Linked DNA regions of Homo sapiens: region 1 is linked to region 2. A link is a contact called in ENCODE Hi-C or POLR2A ChIA-PET data. All regions are on one chromosome and are shown on one strand. Each heading gives the region's core, a stretch centred on a gene start or an enhancer-like site at or near the end of the contact. The rest is flanking DNA. Distances are from core to core; before and after follow the strand shown.

Region 1 (6,552 bases), core at 546-3,045, 220 kb before region 2:
CCTTGGGGTATCTCTCAGAATATGCATACTTTTGTTAGAGGAGAAGACTGGAGCCAACTACTATTTCCTGTTTTACATGAATCCCTGATATCATAAGCTTATTGTCTTCCTTTTACCTCATTCTCCTAAAAGGAGGGTGCAGACTAAGGTTCTAGTTAAGCAAGATTTTACAGTTCTAGACATATCCACAAATACTGGTTCACGCAAACAAGACAGTTCACTAACTTTTTACCCTCTATTTCTCTACTTAATAAATATGCCTAGTAACAACAATTACAATGTAATGGGATCTGTTTTTCTGGATGATATCAAATTTCAGTATCCTATGAATTCCTTGTTTGAAATATTTTCTTTAAAAAACAAAGGAAAATCACCCATGAAGATGACTTCCAAAACCATGAGAGTTATAGATTTTGCTAGTGGAATCCAACTGTGCTTCCTATATTATTAATTCATAACTGCTTAAACAATCTTTAAAACGTTATCAAAAAACAAGTAAGTTCTCTCAGATACTAGGGGCTTAATTCCTCAAAGCCATAAAATAATGAGTTGCTAGGAAAGCCACCTTCTGATTCTTACTACAGTCAAGCATTTCCATAGTGCGGACCCATGCCACTGGTGGCACACAACATGTCTTTAAGTGATGCACAACATAGAATAATGCTGAATCACAGTGAGAATGTCATTCCCTTTACAGTTTCCTTTTATCCTCTGACTATTCCAGAGACAGTGCCTCATGCTGGTGCTGGTAACATCTCCCTCACTGCCACAAAGAAAGAGCCTAAGATTCGGAGCCTTTCTAGGCATTAGTTTCTAGCTAGAACTGAACAACATTTTTTGTGTTCATCTTACTTATTTTGTGGTTACCTTTTATTTATGGCAAACTGATACTGGTTTTCCACTTGGAGCAGGATTCATTTTTTTAAAAAAACTTTAAAATTTAAAAGATAAATATTAAGAAAATAATACAAGTAGTACTAAAGAGACTGAAGTTTGGGAAACAACGGCTATAGTGTGAGTCATATTTTTTAGACGTGATTTCAAAAGAAACAATAAATGTGGATTAGAAAGGAAACATCCATTACTGTATTTTCGATACTTGTGATGTTCCACAGACGAGCTCATCACAGTCTTCTTCTACATCAGGTGATTTCCAGAGTTAAGATTCAAGCAAAAATATAAAAGTAAAAAGAACCAATTTCACACCATCTTGGACTTTATAAACTCGTAGTACCATAAGTGTGCAAATAATCTGATATTTATCACAGTCATTTATTTAAAACATAAACTTTCCAATTTCTGCAGCTTTTTATTTGGTCTATACTAATGCCTCACAAAGGCAAACTCAGGTTGTAGAGTTCCTCCTGCCTGGTCCTCAGAGCAATACCACATCTATTTTCTGAACTCTTCAGGAAGGATTCAGGACTGCTGGCCAAGACTTCCAATGGCATATGACTGTTCTTCCACTGTTACGGCCTTGAAGAGAGAAATCCCCTCCTCCTCTGAATGATAGTCTCATGGCCAACATTCTTCTGAGAGGACTCTTCCATGCTCACAGGCACATCATGCTGATTTTAAAAAAGGAAAGTTGGAGAGAAAGAAAGCAGAGCTTCTCCTCTGTGGGGAACAGCTTCTTCATCACAGTGCAGTTATGATATGTTCCCTCCTTATCCCCCTGAAGCCAAGGCAATAGATCTGAAGGATGGTGTCAGACATCATAATCGGGAGCCTTGCCCTGGGCTTGCCTTAGCCAGATCTGTAGTGTAACAAATGCTCCCACAGTCACATGAAAGAAAAGCTGCCAGAGGTTGCGCAGTTCATAGAGATACATGTTGCATAGACAGATTAAGCCAAAAGTCAAAAAAGATTTGACATTCCGCCAGCCGGTGTAGTAGACAAGTAAATAACACTGTTCAAAATATAAAAATGAAAGATGATTAGGGTTACAGGAAAAGAAACAGATGTTTCTAATATAAAATTGTAACAGGTCAGAGAGTAAAATATAAGAATGGATAAGGTTATTTTTTATCTAGGGATAAGATAATGTAGCATATATCTAAGACATTCAGCTATGAAAGTTTCACAGTTTGAAAGGGAAATAGATTTTCCTCTTAAGTTTTTCATTTTTCAGAAGAAAAGCATTTTGTATCATATTTTAAATGGAAGTACAATGGAATGACTTCCTTGCAAACAGGCTGAGCAAATTCCCCATGGTGACAGGCAACTAAGAAGCATTCCCAGGGTCTGCGGGTGTTCCATTCTCACCCAGGAAAATACAAAAAAGCACATACAAGCTATTCTACAAAATGGACTCTTAATATAACCTGAGTCTGAGTATTAACAAAATCCACAACATTTTACTAGTCGCCCACTGAGTACAAGGAACTATGCTAGGTACAGCATCTGACTGAACATTTGAGGGAGAATTCATTCAACAAATATTTACTCAGGGCCTGCTACAAGTCAGGCATTGTTCTTCAGTTGTAAGTAAAACAAAGCCCTTGTTCATATAAATATTAAATTTTAATGGGGAAGAATTATAAATGTATTTTAAATATATAATATCAAACAGTTATGTCTTGAAAAAGAGAAAGCAGGAAAAAGGGATAGGGAGTAAGAATGATAGTGGGTGCTATTTTAGATGAAACGGTCAAGAAAGTACTCCCCCTCTCACCGCTCCTGCCCATCCTGGCATTCACCCTTTACTGCTTTATTTTTCTCCACAACATACTATAAACATACTTGAGAAATGTGCTTATTTTGTTTGTCATCCATAGGCTTTCAACAGAATCTATTTCATGAGGGGTGAGATTTTTTACTGTTATTTACTCATTTATCTCCAGTGCCCAGAACAGTGCCTGGGACATAGTAAGTGCTCAATGTGTTGAGTGAATAAACTGTTTTCTAGAAGATGTCTAAAATTCACAACCTGGTAAGTATAGGAACCACAAAGTCTAAGAGAGAGGCCCAGGTCTCTCTGAGAAACTGTGTCCAGGCTTCAGAATGGGAAGGACACACCAGTGTCTGTTATAATGCAGAAAGAATGTGGAAATGTTCTGTTAAATATGTTTAGTTCTTATGCAAATTTGGACTGTTTACTTAAAAAGAAGACTGCTATCCAAGCAAAATGAATTGGAAGTATTTATCAGTGATTTTCATCATATAAGACTGAAAAAATAGAAAAAAATAGCTTTTTCTTTCTAAACAATTTTAGAGTTAAAGATGCAAAAACAGTTTATTGTATACGCTTTGTTTACTGTATACTCTTCACCCTGTTCCCCGTTATCCTCTTATGTAATCATAGTATAATCATCAAACCAGGAAATGAACATTGATTCAATACTCTTAGCTAATCTACAGACTTTATTCAGATTTTGCCCATTGTCCCACTAGGGTCCTTTTTCTGGTCCAGAATCTAATCTGGGATTCTGTATTGCATTAATTGTCATGTATATTCCAATCTGTAACAGCTCCTCCATCTTTTTTTAAAAAAATTTTTGGCCAGGCATGGTGGCTCACACCTGTAATCCCAGCACTTTGGGAGGCCCAGGCAGGCGGATCACGAGGTCAGGAGATTGAGACCATCCTGGCTAACACAGTGAAACCCTGTCTCTACTAAAAATACAAAAAATTAGTCGGGTGTGGTGGCGGGCGCCTGTAGTCCCAGCTACTCGGGAAGCTGAGGCAGGAGAATGGCATGAACCTGGGAGGCGGAGGTTGCAGTGAGCCGAGATCACACCACTGCACTCCAGCCTGGGCAACAGAGCAAGACTCCATCTCAAAAAAAAAAAAAAAAAAAAAAAAATTCATGTCCTTGACAGTCTTGAAGAGTATTAATCAGTTATGTTGTAGGAATGTCCCTCAACTTGGGTGTGTCTGATGTTTTGTCAAGATTGAAATGAGGTTATACAATTTTGGCAAGAATATCAGAGGTGATACGCAATACATGTTATTACATATTAAATTAGATCACTTAATAAGGTGGTATCTATTCCCTTTGCAATTATTGTCTTGGGGGCAGGGAGTTGAGATTATGTGAATATCTTATCTCATCATACTTTTGCTCATTAATTTTAGTATCCATTAATGATTCTTGCCTGCAACAATGATTACTGTGGTGTTCGCTTAATGGTGATTTTATATTTCCATTTTTTATCTATATTTATTGCTTGGAATGCTACTGTAAAAATGAGCTAGCATTTCCAGTAATATATACACACACACACACACACACACACACACACACACACATATATTTAATTCAAGGTTTTCCAAGGCTTTTAAAATAATAGGTCTCTACCCCACATATTACTTATTAATTACAAAGAAGAAAAAGATATCTTTGCAATGGGGATCTGGTAGACACCATCTTAACCAAATGATCAAACTTATCACATTTCCTGACTGAAGCAATGAGAGATATTCAGCATATTATACTATACAGCACTGTTGCCAGAATATTTAACCTTAATATAATCACGAGTAACAGACTAATCCAGATTGTGGTACTTGCCTGAACTCTTAAAAAAGTCAATGTTAAGAAAGATAAAACCAAACTAAAATAGAACAACAACAAAAAGGCTGGGAGACTGTATCATAGATCAAAAGGTACACGACAATCAAATGAAATGCATAATCCTGGATCAGGAGAAATATAGCCACAGAAAACATTTTGGAGACAACAGAAATAATCTGAATAGGAATCATATATTAGATAATATTGTATCAATGTTAAATTCTTAGATGTGATATGAAGTCCTGGCTATGTAGACAGATGTCTGTATTCTTAGAAGATACATCATGAAGTATTTTAAGGTAAAAAATATCATGATGTCTGTAACTTACTTTAAAAACAACGGCTCAGGGACTTCTGTTTCTGGGAAGATGGAGTAGACACACTTTTCCCTATTTCTCCCACTAAGTACAAATAAAAACACTGGACATTATATGTAAAACAAGCATAAGAAGACTCTGAACTGTGGAGGAAAAGCAGACAAATAAAGAATCTTGAGATCCAAGAATGCCACAGTGGTAGGTTCTCTGAGTTTTCTTTTTTGCTTCATATATCCCAGACTTGGAGCTGAAGAAGCTGGCAACTAGAAATGCCAAGGCATGCATATCAAAACAAACAACAAAAAAGACCCTCAATAACATCTTGCTCTCTCTGGTAAAAGACCAGGAAAGAGGCACCTTAGCAAGACAGAAAACTTTTAAACAGTAACTATTATCCTCTAGCCAAACATCACACAAAAAACCCCTGTGACCCACCCATACCCACACCATCAAATGTTGAGAGCCTAGAACATTATAAGCAGATGTTTTAACCCTTCAGCATGGCTTCAGAAAAGGCAAGTAGAAGCCAGGACTTTCATTCCCACTAGATGGCAATGAATCCCTCCTCTACCCTCTTATTGTGATATCAGTGGAGAACACGTGGGACTCTGGACACCCACTTTCACTTGACAGTAACAAGATAATTCATTTCTCATCGGTAACAAGACAGTGGGATTCTCATCAGAAACCACAGAGGCCAGAAAAAAACTAGAACATTTCTCAAGTGCTGAAAGAAAAAAATACTGCCAAATCCAGAATTCTGTATTCAACAAAAATATCCTTTAGGAATAAAAGGAAAATAAAAACATTTATCAGATGAAAGATTAAGATAATTTGCTGCTAGCAGATCTACCATAAAAGAATGGTTAGAGGAAGCTCTCTAAATAGAAAGAAAACAATTAAAAAGAAGGAATCTTGAAACATTGGGAAAGAAAAAAGGACATGGTATGCAAAAATATGGGTAAATACAATAGGCTTTCCTTTTCCTCTTGAGTTTTCTAAATTATGTTTGATGGTTAAAAAAAAATCATTATAACACTGGCTGATGTGGTTCTAAATATATGTGGAGGAAATATCTGAGCCAATTATAAATAGGGGAGGGCAAAAACACATCTAGGGAGATAAGGTGTCTTGAACTAGTAAAATATTGACACGAGAAGACCATGAAGAGTTAAGTATGTATTACGTGATGCCTACAGCAATCATTTAAAAAGCTATACAAATAGATACACTAAAAAATACTACAGATAAACTGAAATGGAAATCTTTTAAAATGTTAAAGTAACCCACAGGAAGATAAAGAAAAAAAAGAAAAAAGAAAAAAAAAAGTCCTAACATATCCATAATTACATTAACTATAAATGACTTACGTACAGCAATGAAAAGACAGAGATTGGCAGGATATTAAAAAACATGAATCAACCCCATGCTGTCTGTCAGAAACTCACTTTAAATAACATAGGAAAGTTCAAAGTAAAGGATGGAAAAGGATTTATCACATAAACAGTAATCAAAAGAAAGCAAAAGTGGCTATATTGATACCAGATAAATATCAAAATATTTCAAAGCAAAGAAAATAACCAGGGACAGAGAGGAACATATATAATGATAAATGGGCTCACCCAACAAGAAGACACAGCAATCCTAAATGTGTATGAACCAAACAACATAGCTACAAAATATATGAAGCAATAGAACTGAAGTACAAAATGGAAAAAT
Region 2 (6,353 bases), core at 1,984-4,483:
GGTGCAAGTGTGGAGGATGCTGTGGAGCAGGGAGAGATTCCAAGAGAGCGAACACCTGTCTTCTCCTACTCCACTGGGAGGCAAAAGCATTAACCAGTCATCCTTCTATATAAGACAGCACCAGGGGCCTCAGGGACCATTTGCTCACTCGTTTTTTTTAATTTAATTTTTATTGAAGCATAACCTACATACAAAAAAGTGCACAAATCATAAGTCTGGCTTGATAGATTTTTCATCAGATGAACACACCTCGTGGGTTCATTCTTTACCTTAACAACTCCAAATAATTCCCTATCAAACGTAGCTCTGAACCCACCACTCTGACTACCCCATCCTTCCCTGGGAAACCTCTTACTGATTAATTATGGCTCAACACTTTCTGCTGGAGAAACACACTGTCCTTCCAAAGTGGTATGGGCAGCAGTGCTAACTGTGAGTCACAATGTTTAGACTCCAGGCTTCCCCTTACTCACGGTGCAGCCTGAGGCCACAGTTCCTTCACCTCTGTAGGGCTTAGTGTCTGCATCTGTAAAATGGAGTAGTAAGGGTTAGTTTCTATTTCACAAGCTTCATAAAAAATTAGCTGTAGGCTGGGCATGCTGGCTCATGCCTGTAATCCCAGCACTTTGGGAGGCCGAGGTGGCTGGTTCAGGATTGTTTGAGCCCAGGAGTTCGAGACCAGCCTGGGCAATACGGAAAAACCCTGTCTCTACGAAAAATACAAAATTAGCCAGCCATGGTAGCAAGCACCTGTAGTCCCAGCTGCTCAAGAGGCTGAAGTGGGAGGATTGCTTGAGCCTGGGAGGTCAAGGCTGCAGTGAGCCGTGACTGTGCCACTGCACTCCTGCCTGGGTGACAGAGTGAGACCCTGTCTCAAAAAAAAAAAGAAAGAAAGAAAGAAAAAAAACCTGTAAATAAACAAATGCATTATAAATTAAAAATTTATAGAAACTTATAAAATTGATAAAATATAATAATATATTATGTTTATAACATACAATGTATAATTTATATAATTGATGGCATTAATTAATTAAACAGAATAATTATTGGCCATCACCGTCTTCACCATCTTTGATGGTGTCCATTCCATTTACTTTGATATACACTTATGGAGGTGTTTTTATGCCAGCTGGAGGCAAGACGCTGTGGGGGACACAGAGGCAAGGAAGATGCACCCCTCCCACCCCCACCCAACAAGCACTGGAGATATAGTGGAGAGTGGTGGAGAGGTGTGCAGTGTGGAAGCCAGGTACACAAATGACCTTTAAAAGATTCTCTTGGCCTCAGCCAGTGTGGTGTTTTATGGGGCTCTGATGGAGCTTGAGCTATTTGCTATCTCTCTCTGCTTTGCTCTGAAGAATTCTGCCTGGGGGCAAGGGGGAATTGAGGCCCAAACTCAGTGGTGATGGTTGGTTAACGCTTTCCGGCCCAGAGTTGGTGATTAGGGTTGGACTGGGAGCTAACTTTAGCTGCTAAGCTTTGTGCTGCATGTTGCATTTTCAATGATCAGTGATTGTATTTTCTCCTCTTCCCTCACACACTTCCAGCCAGGTTACTCTCAGACTGCCTCTCCCCTTCATTCAGCTCACATCCTGGGAGACAGGGAGCTTCAGACCACAGAACTCCCAGGGGAGGGGCCTGCTTGCTAAGTGGACCCATTATCACCACTGGCCTCCTTGAAGGTCAGTTGCCCAGCTCTGCTTCTCCCCTTCTCCTGTGGGAGCAGGCTCCCCCAGGTACTTTTCCATGCCTCCCAAGCTCCAGTGTGGGTGGTTGAGGGCAGAAAAATCCATGGCAAGTGGAAATCAGTGTTTTCTGGGACATCCGAATCCTGCTTCTGTGAGATTTATTTCTGAAGTACGGAATCACAGAAAGGATGTTAAGATCAGAAGGTTAGAAGTTGGAAGCCTGGAACTCAAGTCTACATGTGATCAGTCCTGATTATCTTGCTGTTTGTTTACTTCTTGTAGCTTCAGCTTCTTTGCTTATAAAATGAGAATAATACTGATCCAACTCATCTCAAAAGAGTGATTGTGCTTTTAGAACTGTAATGTGCTAGGAGGAATGTATGAGATTATTATTCTTACTATTGTCTTTCTTCCCCGCCCCCCGTTATTGGAAAACCATATAATAGTCTTTTAAAAATAAAATTACAAAAGTAATACATATTTAAGACCTACACTATAAGCAGTAGAGAAGGGCCCAAGGTGAACAGTTCAACTCCCCTTCACTCTCCCCACTCCCACACCTCCAAACCCACCCTTCTAAGATCGCCACTCCTTTTCATTTCATTTCTTTCTTTCTTTCTTTTTTTTTTTTTGTTTTTTTTGAGACGGAGTTTCACTCTTGTTGCCCAGGCTGGAGTGCAATGGCGCAGTCTCAGCTCACTGCAACCTCTGCCTCCCGGGTTCAAGTGATTCTCCTGACTCAGCCTCCCAAGTAGCTGGGATTACAGGCATGCGCCATCATGCCTGACTAGTTTTTGTATTTTTAGTAGAGACGGGGTTTCTCCATGTTGGTCAGACTGGTCTCGAACTCCCAACCTCAGGTGATTCGCCCCCCTTGGCCTCCCAAAGTGCTAGGATTACAGGCGTGAGCCACCACGCCCAGCCCTGTTCATTTCTTATGTATCTTTTCCGACACCTTCTGTGTGTAAACAAGTCAGCATGTATGTAATAGGGTTCTTTTTACCTAAATCAGATTATACTGTACATCTCTTCTGCACCTGGCTTTTTTTCATGTAGAATTTTGAAGAACTTTTCATTTTAGCACAAATAAATTCTTTTTAGTGGCTACGTGACACTCCAGTATGTGAATATACTATGATGTGTTTACCAAGCCCTAAAGTTGAACATTTGGAATTTCCATTTTAGCTTTTTTTTTTTTTTTCGAGACACGGCCTCGCTCTGTCACCCAGGCTGCAGTGCAGTGGTGTGATCATAGCTCACTGTAGCCTTAAACTCCTGGCTCAGGCGATCCTCCCACCTCAGCCTCCCAAAGTGCTGAGATAACAGGCGTGAACCACTGCGCCTGACCTCCCATCCTTTTAAGGTCCCTTAGCTGGCAGTTTGGAAACTCCACAGTTGTCCCTGACTTTGTGTTCTTCCTCATTTAATCCTCTTAGGAGTCCTTGGGGCCCGTGGGAGCTGAATGTAGCCAGCCTTTCCGGCCTCAGGATGGGAGGAGCAGTGAGAGACTTGTTGGCACCCATGGGCTGAGGTCTCCCCAGGGCACAGGAAACAGAGGAGGAAACACCGGGGCTAGGGACATCACTCAGTGTCTCTGTCTCTGTTGACCTCTTCAATCTCCCTGACTGCCTCCGAAACCACGCAGGGCTGCTTGACCTGGCCTCGCAATAGAATCACCTGGAAACCTTCTGCCATCTCAGAGCGAGACCACGCCCCAGGCTAAGTAAACTAGAATATTTAGGGGCCAGCCCTGGATAGCAGCAGTTTGAAATATTTTAGGTGATTCTGTTGTGCAGCCACAAGAGCTACAGTGCCTGAGCCTGGAAATAATAACAGCACGACAGGCCTGAGGGCCTTTGCTTTCTTCCTGTTTTCAACTATGAGAGCGAGATGCTTATCCCACAGCACATGCACCAGAATGCATTTAACATCCGTGATGTGTACATGGAGTGGTTCTTATTTTATTCCTTGCCAAGTTTTTATTTAGTTGCTCTTTTCACTCTTGTTCAAAATTGTTTATGTAAATTAGTAAGCTTTTAGCAGACAATTTGGCAATATGTATCAAGAGAATAAAACTGTTCAGAATCATTGGCCTAGTTATTCCACTTTTGGAAGCTATTCTACAGAAATAACATAAATATAGGGGGAAGCTACATGCGTAAGATGTTCATTGCAGCATTATTTATGTTAATGAAAAACGGGCAAAAGCTAAATGTCCAGTGATACAGGAATGGATAAGTAAACTGTGGTATATCTCTCTGGTAGAATATTAAGTAATCCTTAAAATTATGGTTATGAAGCCAAAGTAATAACATGGAAAATTCTTGTGCCATAAAGTTAAATGAAAACGTAGGACACAAAATTGTGCAGATATACTATAATTACAACTACATGCGGAGGGAATGAAATATAAAGGAAGTAGAAAGTAAAAGAACAAAATGCTAACATAGATTGTGTTAGAATGATACGACTAATTCTTTCTTTTTCCTACTTTCCAGGTTTTTATAATATGATTACATTATTATTTAGCTGGAAACAAACAGTAAAAACAAAAAATTTCTCTTGTGCATTTTTGTATATGTCTGTCTGAGACTGGAAACACCCTAATGTTAAGATACCTGGCTGGGCGCGGTGGCTCACACCTGTAATTCCAGCACTTTGGGAGCCCGAGGCAGGTGGATCACCTGAGGTCGGGAGTTCGAGACCAGCCTCACCAACATGGAGAAACTCCGTCTCTACTAAAAATACAAAATTAGCTGGGTGTGGTGGCTCATGCCTGTAATCCTAGCTACTTGGGAGGCTGAGGCAAGAGAATCGCTTGAACCCGGGAGGCAGAGGTTGCGGTGAGCTGAGACTGCGCCATTGCACTCCAGCCTGGGCAACAAGAGCGAAACTCCGACTCAAAAAAAAAAAAAAAAATTTCCTTACAAACAACACTAAGGCCACTGTACAGCATGCAGCACCTCAGGCTGCCTACAAAAGGCCTGACAACAATGGATCAGAAGTCAGAGGATCTGGCTTTTAGTCCCAGTCTCAATTTCACAGTGTGACCTTGAGCAAGTTTTTCCTCCTTTCTGAACCTCAGTTTCCTAATCTGTGAAACAATAGATTCGACCAGAAGGATGCTTAAGAACCTGCCAGCTCTGAAATGTGATGATCATGACATGGATGGTGATGAAGATGATACTATTGAACCCCAAGTGCATTCAGATCCATCGAATGGGAGACTAAGAGGCAGAAAAGTATCTCCCCTAGAATGGGTGCAGGCCGGCTGCTCCTGCTTGTTATTTCTACATTCGGAATTGCTACACTCCATCCTTTACATCCTGAAAAGCATAACTGAATAAATATAAGGCAAATCACGCCCCTCTGTTCAATATTTGGTCATTTCTCTCCACATCACTTGCATGCAGCCCTGATGACTTGTAAATATAAGTGCCTCTGAAATATGCAGGAGAGTGTTTGGAGCCAATCAGGAAACACTGCTCCACCCCCAGCCCTGATTTCTCATCTTGATAAAGTGATTTTCCTCAACAGGCAGAGGATGGGGAGTCATAAATCAGTGACAACACAGCTCCTTGGGGTCTGCACTGCCCTCTGCTTGGGAACGATGCCTCTCTTAGATGATGTGGATGCACCAGCCTGGGGCTAGAGAATAACGAAGAGAAAGGTCTGGGGTTGTTAAAAACAGAATCATTCTGATGGGAAGGACAATTGAAACCCCAGGATTTAAAGAGAGCAATAAAGGTGATGATGGGGACCAAGGGGAACTGTGAAGCCCACGGATACACAGTGCCGCCTCCCTCATCTGGCAGGAGGGAAGGAGCTGCTGGGATTGGTGCCTTTTCCACGTGGCTGAAGTTTAACTGTTGAAGTGCCAGCATTGACCTTTAACCCCATTAAGATGCTTCTCGATCTTCTTAAATGTCTGTGTCAGACATAAGTTAGCGTTTTTCTAATAATACAAGGGAAAGGAACCAAGAGTTACATCATCATATATTTATTTGGGTGATTATTTGGGGCATGCCCATATTCCCCATGGGACCATAAGTTCCGTGAGGATGGGGACTGTGCATTCCAGCCCTCAGGATGTGCCTGGCACAGACATATTTGTTGAATGAGGCACTCAAGACCTATTTGTTGAATGAGTGAGTGAGAACCCCCTGACTGCCAAGAAGCTGTATTATGAAGAACTCTCTGCACTCTACGTATTAGAACATGGCTTTTGCTAAGCTAGGCAAAACTGGAGATGTATTCGAGGGCTTTATGGGGTCTATAAAGGTGCTGTTGTACTGAGAATTGACTAGGACCCGGATGGAGCCCTGCGGATTCCCAGGAAGAACTCCTTCTCTTCACCCCTGCTTGTCTTTGGACTCCTTCGGTTTCTCTCTCATTGAGGCCCATCTTTTTCTGCTCTGCAGAACAAGGATATCTTCATCTTTTATTGGTCCTCAGTTTCCAGGAGTGAGATTGGCCCTTCTTCATTTTTTCAGTTCCTCAACTTCCCAGGATAGGACTGTAGTTGGCCTGGTTTGGCTGGTGTGCATCTCAGAACTGATTAACTGTGGCCAAGGAGCAGGTGGTCTTGGCACCGATAGGATGACTGCCCTGGAAACCGTGTAGGTGGAATGGGTGTGGGAGTCTCCAGACAAAGGGGTACGG

Evidence for each region. A loop is a pair of places that touch in the nucleus more often than their neighbours do. ChIA-PET counts read pairs that join two places held with the same protein, here RNA polymerase II (POLR2A). Pooled maps may share reads with other maps.
Region 1: a map of left cardiac atrium shows a loop between it and region 2 (2.9-fold over the local background). The contact joins two enhancer-like sites. A Hi-C loop is called at or near these places in 3 of 168 maps with a recorded cell type or tissue (K562, left cardiac atrium and right cardiac atrium), 1 of 37 single-sample maps with no recorded cell type and 1 of 50 pooled maps. POLR2A ChIA-PET finds 5 or more read pairs at or near these places in 2 of 52 experiments (WTC11 and activated T-cell).

What each region holds. Positions count from the first base shown.
Region 1 is chr3:123,266,879-123,273,430 of GRCh38, reverse strand. SEC22A (SEC22 homolog A, vesicle trafficking protein) reads right to left here. Exons shown (of 7, transcript NM_012430.5): 7 at 1-1,909. The coding sequence ends at 1,709. Among named protein-coding and RNA genes, the nearest start is that of SEC22A, 68 kb to the right of the region's middle. Within about 2 kb of position 1,795, at least 4 of the 41 ENCODE cell types and tissues checked have a DNase peak (open chromatin) inside an H3K27ac peak, as active enhancers do.
Region 2 is chr3:123,045,896-123,052,248 of GRCh38, reverse strand. No RefSeq gene overlaps it. Among named protein-coding and RNA genes, the nearest start is that of PDIA5, 18 kb to the left of the region's middle. Within about 2 kb of position 3,233, at least 3 of the 41 ENCODE cell types and tissues checked have a DNase peak (open chromatin) inside an H3K27ac peak, as active enhancers do.